Regions from separate parts of the Homo sapiens genome. Here region 2 is linked to region 1. A link is an interaction called in ENCODE POLR2A ChIA-PET data of the cell type or tissue named here. Cell type or tissue: PC-9. All regions are shown on one strand. Each heading gives the region's core, and the rest is flanking DNA. Links, peaks and the distances in the headings are about the cores only. Region 1 has its middle 60 kb from the start of GCNT4. Region 2 has its middle 59 kb from the start of FAM169A.

Evidence for each region. ChIA-PET counts read pairs that join two places held together with the same protein. Peaks named below come from ENCODE experiments on the same cell type or tissue, not always from the same donor. Only the 100,000 strongest peaks of a DNase experiment are listed, where the experiment ranks them.
Region 2: POLR2A ChIA-PET joins it to region 1 with 6 read pairs; 3 of 35 experiments call an interaction of 5 or more read pairs at or near these places.

Annotation. Positions count from the first base shown.
Region 1 is chr5:74,990,277-74,995,659 of GRCh38, reverse strand. It overlaps the pseudogene RPL27AP5. Among named protein-coding and RNA genes, the nearest start is that of GCNT4, 60 kb to the left of the region's middle. RefSeq lists an enhancer at 1,559-1,608. In PC-9, for the core only: no CTCF peak of the experiment used is centred there; a DNase peak (open chromatin) is centred at 2,659.
Region 2 is chr5:74,922,862-74,928,244 of GRCh38, reverse strand. No RefSeq gene overlaps it. Among named protein-coding and RNA genes, the nearest start is that of FAM169A, 59 kb to the right of the region's middle. In PC-9, for the core only: a CTCF peak has its summit at 2,737; a DNase peak (open chromatin) is centred at 2,764.

The DNA of each region.
Region 1 (5,383 bases), core at 309-5,308:
AGTCTTAATACATAAAAAAGATCAAAATTATACAAAGCATATTATCTGACCACAACACAATTAAACTTAAAACCAGTAACAGAAAGATATCTGGAAAAACCCCAAATACTTGGAAATTAAACAATCATACTTCTAAATAACCCATAAGCCAAGGAAGAAAATCACAAGAGAAATTAGGAAATACTTTGAACAGAACAAGAGTGAAAGCCCCACGTAACAGCATTTGTGGGATGCAGCTATAGCAGTGATTTAAGATAATTTTTAGCATTAAGTGCTGCTTTTAGAAAACAAAAAGGGTCAAAAATTAGTGTTCTAAGTTTCCACCTTAAGAAACTAGAAAAAGAAGGGCAAATTAAACCCAAAGTAAGCAGAAAAAAGGAAATAAGATCAGAAATCAATGGAATAGAAAATGGACAAAGAATAGGGAAAATCAATCAAACTAAAAGTTGGTTCTTTGTAAAGATCAGGAAAGAGGCACTTACAAGAAGCTGTTGAGGGATAGGTTTTATTAAAGTAGAGTTTCTCAGGCTTACTTGTACATTAGAATCACCTGGGGAACATTTAAAACTCCTGACGCTGGGGCTGTGTACTTTTGACTAATTAAGTCAGAATCTCCAGGCATTAGCACATGTTAAAGCTTTCCAGGTGATTCTAATGTGCAGCTGAGTTTGAGAACCACCGTTGAGAGATCAGGCAAGGCCCAATCTCTTCACAGTGGAAGACCACCCCTCACCCAACTACCCACTTGTCAGGATCTAACTTGGGCTAGTCAGAGGCTCCAGAGTCAAATCCCCTCATCTCCTGCATGGATTTTTATATGCCTGGCTGCTGGTGTTGCGAGGGTGCAGTAGGAGAAGAAGAATGAAATCTCTTCATTTGGTATGTAGACTTTCACCTAATTTCAATAGGGTGTCTCAGGCCTGGCTTGGATTCCCAAGTCTTCTCTGATTTGGTTTCTCCACAGAATAAACCTCCAGTCTCCTGCCAGGATTGGAGAAAGGGCATCATCTGCGGTGTAGGTCAAGAAGGGAATCTGGGAGCCTTGCTGCTCCCATTTATTTAAGCTGCCTTGTTTGCAGCCCTTCTCTGCACCCCTGCTTTCCGAGTCCCAGGTTCTGCCATGTTCGGCAGAGTGAGTTACCTTCTTGCTGCCTTCTTCTACTGCAGGCTTGGGGTTCTGTTTCCCTTGGTTTGATAAACCAGTCAATGCACGTTCTTCTCTTTCCAGCTCCCAATATTTTTTTCGGTTGATTTTTTTTCTCAGTCGTCTCCATTTCCAATCCCTTAGAACTTGTGGTTTGCCTTCTTTCCCCCTTTACTATCACTTTAGTGGGATTTCATGAGACAGTGGAGATAAAAGTAAGTGTCTAATCTACCACATTTAACCAGAAATTTTCCAGAGCCTTTTTAAAAAATCAGAGTACTTAATAATGATGTTAAAAGAGAAACATTTGACAAATTACATTTAGTAGAGTTTAATTGGGCAAAAAATGAATCAGGCAGTTCTCAGCACCAAAACAGGTACAGAGAAACTGGGGCTCCCATGGAGTTTAATACTCTGGTCGAATAATACTTATGAACAGAAACAGAAATGCAATGTACAGAAAATGGAAGCGAGGTACAGAAACAACTGGACGGGTTACAGTCCAGTGCTTGCCTTATTTGAACATGAGCAGGTGGCTGCCTGCTACTGACTGAAGCATGGCTGCTGTGATTGGCTGAGACTCAGCTATCTGTTAGAAAAGCATACTCCTAAGCTGGGTTTTCAGTTTATTTACATACTAAGTTTGGTTGCAGTTATTATGTAAGGACTCAAGTATGCCAGTATGGTGGCTTTTCTCAGGCCAAATTTACTTTAACAATGGTAATCACTTTTAACTCAGTTACCTTCGCAGGAATGCAGAATGAGAGCTGTGTTGGTCTCTGGGATATAAGAGTATGATCACAGCAGATGATAATGGTTTTCCTGCTCCTATTTCACAATCTTAAGTCCTAAATAAAATGAAATTGGATTGCAGAACTCCAAATCTAGTACTTTTAGAACTGATTGCAAAGATGGTAGTATTTTGTTAGTAAGAGTTAAACCTGCCTCATTAATACTCGTGTGTTTTGTTCTCCCATAATGCTTCTAGTGGTAGCAATCCTACTGTGTTGTATTGACCAGAAAAAAAAAGAATATGTAACTTTCTGTCTTCTCATTAGGAAGTCATAGTAGACATGTCGTTTCCTGGATATCAGAAGCGTGTCTGTACTGGTTTACTCTCCATACTCTTCCCTTGGGTTTTTAACCTTACATTTGAAGCAAGGGAAAAGATGCTGGCCATTGCAGCCATGGTCTTCACACCGCAAAGCTACAGCAAAGCAGTGGATTAAGCACCTACCCCGGATGGAGACCACCTGGATTCTAGCCTGGGCATTGTCACTCTCTAACCTGATGACCCTGGGCAAGACAGGCCCCCTCTCTGGCCTTCTGGGTTTTGTAGAATAAAGGGGTGATTTGGCTAACTTCTCTGGATCTTTCTAGCTTGACAAACACTGTCTATACGAATTCTTACTGAAAATAAATGTCCCCAGAAGGATGTAGAGACATAATCTGCTTTTATGGAGAAATGACTCAGAAGGGCTGGACCTCGCTCTACCTTCACCACCTCTTTCACTGGAAGTACCTGAGGGCAGTGATCACTTCCGGCATTTCAATGCTTATATAGAATTGGCCCGAATATTGCTCCCTCTTCTCAGGTAACCCAGCCTGGGGCTAAAAGTATGTCTTTGTGCTTTTATGCCAGGTTCCAATCCCTGTCAGTTATGGTTTGTGGGTTGTTTTATTTCAAACAAAACAAATATAATTATTATATTTGGGCTTGAGGTCATCTGGGGGTTCTGAGATACTCCCCACTCATAACCAAGGCAAAGTCTGGAGCTAGAGGAAATAAACAGCCTTATAGACAAATCACATGAAGCTGTATAGATGAGCTGGAACCTGCCTGGTCCAGTTGGTTGTAATACACCAGGCATGCACTGTATGAAACAGGCCACTTGCAGGGTGTTATGTTGAATTATGTCCCCCAAAAAAGCAATCTTGAAATCCTAACCCCCAGTACCTCAGCCTGTGACCTTATTTGGAAATAGGCTAATTAGATGTAATTAATTATGATGAGGTCCTGCTGGAGTAGTGTGGACCTTTAATCCAATATGACTGGTGTCTTTATAAGAAGATGTTGAGAAAATACAAGAGGAGACTCTGTGAAGATGGAAGTGGAGACTGGAGTGATGTGGCTGCAAGCCAAGGAATACCAAGGACTGCTCGCCACCACCAGAAGCTAGGAAGAGGCAGGGGAGGAGTCTATCCAGAGTCTCGGAGGGAGCATGGCTGTGTGAACACCTTGATTTTCGAGACTTTTAGCCTCCAGAGCTGTGACAGAAAGTGTCCCTGTTGTCTTCAACTATCCAGTTTGGGTGGCTTACTTTATTATGGCAGCCATGAGAAACTAATACATAGCTAAGGTCAAGTTGCCTTTGGCCATCACTAGCTATCATCTAATTAAAAAGGCATCAAAGAAATGTTTAAACCTGGTAAGCTTTGAATATAATCAAATGATCATCAATATTTAAACCCTCAAGATAGCCAATGAGTGAAATGGAAAACTTTATACTTTCCAAGATGAATGCCTGCCATCGACCCATCTATATTTAAAACATTGGACTTTGCTTCTTGGGCCTTATTGACCTTCTGTCAACAAATAATTAAGTATTTATCCAGTGCCAAGAACTGTGCTAGGTGCTGGGGATACAGATATCAATAGGGAACAGTGTGCACCCCATTCCCTCCCAGAGTTCACGTTCTTGTAAGAAACACAGACATTAAATATACTATTTCAAATAATAAATTGAAAGATTCCATCCACGGAAAGGACCACAGTAGACAAGTTCAAGATGCCATGTCAGCATGTAATGGGAAATCTGACTGGCAGTGTGAATGTTAACCCCTGCTTTCCAGAAAGCCTCACTAAACCAGCCTGATTTGTAGTCTTTGCTCAAATACTCCCACCATGGCTGATGTCAAGCTCTCCTGCCACCACAGCAGGGTTAGCTAGCACAAGATGCACACACAGTAGCAGGCCACTCTGTTCTATTTCCACCACACATTCCGTTCTATTTCTATTGTGACCTCAGGAGCACAAATGTAGAATATAATAAAATAATTAGAACATGAAAAGTTTTAAGTGTTTCTCGCATTTGTTTTTATTATAACTTAATTGTAAATGTATACCACTTAATTTATAATAATGGCGGTGTTTAACAATCGGCTTGCAAAATTCTACCTTTCGCAAGCTGGGAATAAGTTTGGAGCAGAGGGTTAAGGAAGGCTTTCCCGTGGAAGTGACACTTAAAATGACGAATGAATTAGAATTAGCAAAGTACAGAAGAGGGGAGGATGACCATTCCAGGCAGGAACCATGGCAAGTGAGGTCTTGGGATTTAAGAGAGCCTGTTATACTTGAGAAACCGATGGCAAAGAAGGCGAGGAAAAATATGGAAAAATGAGGCCAAAAGAAGGACAGGGACCAAATCATGCATAGCCTTGTAGTCCATAGAGAGGATTTTGAACTTTATCTTAAATACAATGGGAAACTATTGAAGGTGTTAAGCAAGGGAGTCATGATCAGATTGAGGTATTTGAAATATCCTTATGCTCTGTGCATGGAATAAAACACTCAAGAATGGATGTAAGACACATAGAGCACAAGCATCAGAAGAAAAAGTGGATGAATTGGACTTCAACAAAGTGAAAAACTTTTATACATTGTTGGGGTTCAGAAACCGATACCCCAAAGTATGGCGCTTTGACATGCTGAACTGAGCAAGAAGCCTCAAGGTCTCTCTGACCCTCCCCCTGCCTCTTACCTCTCAATCTTTTATCTCTCCCTAAGCTCAGGATGAAGTTCTCTAAGTTCTCAAATCTGCCTAAAGTCTGGACTCACCAAAGAAGAAAGCAATTGCCCTTTCGTCCGGGCCACCAACGTGCCATCCAGACTGAGGAAGACCCGGAAACTTCAGGGCCACGTGATCCACAGCCATGACCCTATAAGGGAAGCACCAGAAGCACCCTGGAGGCCACGGTAATGCTGGTGGCACACATCACCACAGGACCAGCTTCAACAAATACCACCCAGGCTACTTTGGGAAAGTTGGTAGGACGCATTACCACTTAAAGAGGAACCAGAGCTTCTGCCCAACTGTCAACCTTGACAAACTGTGGACTTTGGTCAGCGAGCAGACATGGGCAAATGCTGCTGAAAACAAGACTGGGGCTGCTCCCATCATTGATGTGGCGCTATTGGGCTACTACAAAGTTCTGGGAAAGGGAAAGCTCCCAAAGCAA
Region 2 (5,383 bases), core at 152-5,151, 67 kb after region 1:
CACATGTTTCTACCAAAGAAGGAAGACAATTGCTATAGAACCAATAATAACAACCAATCTGGGATGTCACAAGTCTATCTTTCAAAACTTGGAAAAGTTTTGTTGCTTCATATAGAAGCATGCTCTAGCTTCTTTAGCAAAAGCTACACTCTATTTCATCTAATTCCTCCAGAATTTGTATGCACGGCAAAGCAACTTGGGTACTGTGGTTCAGGAAGATGCCATCATATTTTGTTTATGAATTCTCAAGCCTCACAATGTTAGGAATGACAGTCGGAGAGGTAATTTCCACGAGTTAGACTTTCCAGTGCGCAAACCATTTCAGTGGATGCGAGTGCAGTGTTTATCTGCCTTTTCTCATAAAGTCATATAAATGTAAATTTCATGGTTTTCTGTATTTCCCTGCATCAAGTCAAGTAGTGCATATTAACTACTTGATGAGTTCCTCCCTTCACCAGAGGAAAAAACAAAACCCTTGCTCATTTTGCTAGTGGATCCTGGATCAGAGAGAGGATATTTTTCTATTCAGGCCTATAGTCTGGGGCTGCCCAGAGCAGCTCTGATCACATGTAGGGCTTCATAAAAACAAATGCAGCCACTCTCAGGTCTGTTTGAGCCAGCAGTCTGAAGAGACTTCAGGCCTCCCAGAGCACCTCTGTTAATTAAGAGGATGGGTTTCAGCACCTCACTTGGTTACCCAAGGGAGAAGGAATGTTGGAGGAGAAATCCCTTCTAGGACAGGAATCTCCTCCTGGACACACGATGGTAGTGTACACACACACACCCTCAGGAGACGAGACACTTGGGCCCTCCTGACTCTTTCAGGTGGTGCAGGGTTCTAGCCTCCTGGAGGGCCCCACCTTTCCCACAGCTCCATGCCCCCTCTTCTGAGGGAGTAGGAGAAAGAGAACAATTTCCTCTCCGTCCCTTTCTCTGTCTCTCTCTCTCTCTTCCTCCTTTTTTTTCTCTCTCTCTCTCTACACACACACACACACACACACACACACACACACACACACACACACACACCAGGTTGTGAATTAAGACACTGATGGCCTCCTCCAGGCTATACGCATTTTGAGGCTCTGTAAAAACTGTCTAAGAGGAGACCCAATAGAAATGAATCCAGAGATGTGCCAGTGGGAAATCAATTGACCCGCAAGTAATAAGTTACAATTTACTTACATGTTCACACTGCTGAGCATGGAAAGTGAAGTATCTGGGATAATGAATGCCCCCTATCCTGTCCATATAATTCTGTACCAACACTGGTATCATTTCGGCAACACTCAGTGTTGGATTTTTGTTCATGATGGTTTTCATACCCAGTAATATGCACAGCTCTTATTTTATCTTAGAGCTTCAAAAGAAAACATATTGAGACAAGCTTCTTCATGGCTGGTCATCTAACATGCTCTCCTTTATTTCTAAGGGAACAAAGTACATATTTTCTCCAATGCAACTGAAATTTCAACTCCTGCTATTTTCTTTTAGGGCTTTGGGGAGTCAGTGTTAGTCAAATACTAATGACAGTCAAAAGAGCTAGAATTTTTTATATAATTTTCCATTTACAGAAATGCAAATGATATTTAAAATAAGAATAATTTCAGAACTAGTACATTGCTTTGTTGAAATAATCTGTTCAAAACCTCATAGTTCAAATCATATACAAATGCAAATTTACTGGCATATATGAGTATCTAACATGAAAATTTTTAAATGTTGAAACCTTCAGATTCCAGAGAGATAAAATATTTTGTAAAATGCTCAACCTCTTGGAATTGTCTTCAGTCAGGTCTGTGGTTCACATATATAAACTTACTCAGTTGGGATGGCATAGATATTATTGTCTTGTTTGGCCCAGACAATATGATCCCAATGTACTTGGAGGGTCTTTAGGGCTTGTCCCCAGAATATTGCTTTTAAGACCTTATTTCAGTTGGCTAACGACTAAAAAATAGAATTTGTGGAACAGCTTCTTGTCAAAATCACATCAATTGCTCCTTAATTTTTGTCCTACAGACCAGTGTTATACAGATATAAATTTCCTAGGGAAATGCTTATAGTAGGCATTAGTTGGTTAAGATTTCAAACTCTGAGCTATCTCATCATTTTACAACATATGCTCAAAGTGGAAAATATGGCCCATTACTTCTTCACATTTAGAAGTAATACTTTGAATTGTGTAGAAGATAAACTGATGGCATTCCATATGCTCTGAGAGAGAGTTCAAGGTCAGTCAGCAGTTATTAAGTTGCCACCGAAGGACAAACATTGCCCTCAGGAAAGCAGCGACAACTCCATGGATGAGAGGTACTGGCTGTGTTAGGCCGTTCTTGCATTGTTAGAAATGCCTGAGACTGAGCCAGGCGTGGTGGTAATCCTATAATCCCAGCACTTTGAGAGGCCGAGGCAGGCGGATCACGAGGTTAGGAGCTTACGATCAGTCTGACCAACATGGTGAAACCCTGTCTCTACTGCACAGGTTGCAGTGAGCCGAGATTGCACTACTGCCCTCCAGCCTGGGCGAGAGCCAGACTCCATCTCAAAAAAAAAAAAAAAAAAAAAAAAGTGACAATTAGGAGCATTTAGTAAAATTGATCTTCCATATTTATTAAGACTTCTATAGGTCATAAGTAAGTGTATTCAGAAATAAACTAAGCAAACTGTGATAAATAAGGCCAGGAATGCCTTTTATATAGTTACACAGGAAAAGTAAACCTAAAGGTATTAGGACTCATCTATCATAGCTAAACCCTGACAAACAGAAATTACTTTTAGTTTGCACCATCTAGAGGTGAAAAAAAGAATTCTGAATTTATCCTACAAAGCTTTCAGATCTTTTTTTTTTTTTTTTTTTTTTTGCTCATGAGGTTGCTAGCTGTCTTACAAATATTTGATTATTTTTAAAAATCTTAGAAGAGTAGAAATTCAGTATACCACCTTAGCCACTTGATGTCTACTTTGTGTCTGTTAAAAAGGGTTGGGGACAAAGTTGTGCTCAGTGACAACAAAACACTACCATCAACGTAAATACCTCAAAATGAACTTCTGATTAGAAGGATTTTTTGGCTGGGAGTGGTGGCTCATGCCTAGAATGCCAGCAGCACTTTGGGAGGCCGAGGTGGGAGGATTGCTAAGGCCAGGAGTTGGAGACTAGCCTGGCTAACGGAAAGACCTCACCTGTACAAAAATTACAAAATTAGCTGAGCATAGTGGCACACTCCTGTAATCCTAGCTACTTGGGAGGCTGAGATAGGAGAATTGCCTGTGCCCACAAGTTCAAATTTGCAGTGAGCCATGATCACACCACTGCACTCCAGCCTGGGCAAGAAAGTGAGAGCCTGCCTCAAAAAAAAAAAAAAAAAAAATCTAGCATGGTCCTCATGGTGCTTAGATTGTAATGCTTCTGTCATTATTAGTCATTATTTCATTATGTAATTTTTAGTCAAAATAATTTTTCCCCTAAATTATTTTGGCTCACTCTGAAAGAATTGAAGCTGATACATTTTGAGCGTTCTTGTGTATATGTGTTTGAACATCCTTGTCCAAGCAAGCACCCTTATTGTAGTAAAGTTTTCACTGTAGGAGTTTTTTTGTTGGTTTGTTTGTTTTTTTGAGATGGAGTCTCGCTCTTGTCGCCCAGGCTGGAGTGCAATGGCACAATCTTGGCTCACTGCAACCTCCCCCTCCTGTGTTCAAGTGATTCTCCTGCCTCAGCCTCCCAAGTAGCTGGGATTACAGGGGCCCACCACCACGCCCAGCTAATTTTATTGTAATTTTAGTAGAGATGGGGTTTCACCATGTTGGCCAGGCTGGTCTCAAACTCCTGACCTCAGGTGATCCACCCCCGCTCAGCCTCCCAAAGTGCTGGGATTACAGGCGTGAGCCACTGCACCCAGCTATTATAAGACTTTAATTATAACCTATAGATGCATTCTCCAAGTTATTTTGTACAAGATCTAACTGTGTGCTGTCTACAACAGAATCGTTTTGGACCTAAGGGGCACCCATAGGCTAAAAGTGAAAGGGTAAAAAATGATATTTCATGCAAACAGGAACCTAAAGAGAGTAGGGTAACCATAATTACATCAGACTAAATAGACTTTACAACAAAAACTTGACAATTCCCATGGAGTATCTTTATCCACCCTTTAAAAAAAATCCATTCAGCCAATCTGTGTCTTTTAATTGGCATGTTTAATCTATTAAAGTAATTACTGAGCCAGGCACAGTGGCTCATGCCTATAGTGCCAGCCACTTGGGAGGCTGAGACGGGGGATCACTTGAGCCCAGGAGTTTAAGGTTGCAGTGTACTATGATCTGCACTCCAGCCTGGGCGACAGAGCAAGGCTCATCTCTAAAATTAAGTAATAACAAAAGTATCCGTAGACAGATGAACAGATAAGCAACATGTGGTATATTCATACAATAAAATATTGTTTAGCCATATCAAAATTGACCTTGTGATACACACTACGACATGGATGAACCTTGAAAACATGATGTTAAGCCGGGCGCGGTGGCTCACGCCTGTAATCCCAGCACTTTGGGAGGCCGAGGCGGGCGGATCACGAGGTCAGGAGATCGAGACCACGGTGAAACCCCGTCTCTACTAAAAATACAAAAAAATTTAGCCTGGCGTGGTGGCGGGCGCCTGTAGTCCCAGCTACTTGGGAGGCTGAGGCAGGAGAATGGCAAGAACCCGGGAGGCGGAGCTTGCAATGAGCCGAGATCGCGCCACTGCACTCCAGCCTGGGTGACAGAGCGAGACTCCGTCTCGAAAAAAAAAAGAAAAGAAAACATTATGTTAAGTATAGTAAGCCAGACAAAATGGCAAGGATTGTATGATTCCACTTCTACAAGGTATCTAGAACAACTGAATTCATAGAAAAAGAAAATAGTAGTTTCCAGGGGCGGGCTGGGGACAGGGAGACGGGGATTATTGCTTAATGGTGACAGAGTTTCTGTTTCAGGAAATAAAGTTTCAGAAATAGTGGTGATAGTTACACGACATGGTGAATGTACTTAATGCCACTGAATTGGACACTTAAAAATGGTTAAAATGGTAAGCCTCATGTTCTGTATAATTTACCACAATTTTTTTTATTTTTTTATATTATTTATTTATTTATTTATTTTTAGATGGAGTCTCGCTCTGTCACCCAGGCTGGAGTGCGGTAGCGTGATCTCCACTCGCGGCAACCTCCGCCTCCCGGATTCAAGCGATTCTCCTGCCTCAGCCTCCCGAGTAGCTGGGATTACAGGTGCATGCCATCACGCCCGGTTAATTTTTGTATTTTTAGTAGAAACGAGGTTTCACCATGTTGGTCAGGCTGGTCTCAAACTCCTGACCTCCTGATCCTCCTGCCTCGGCTTCCCA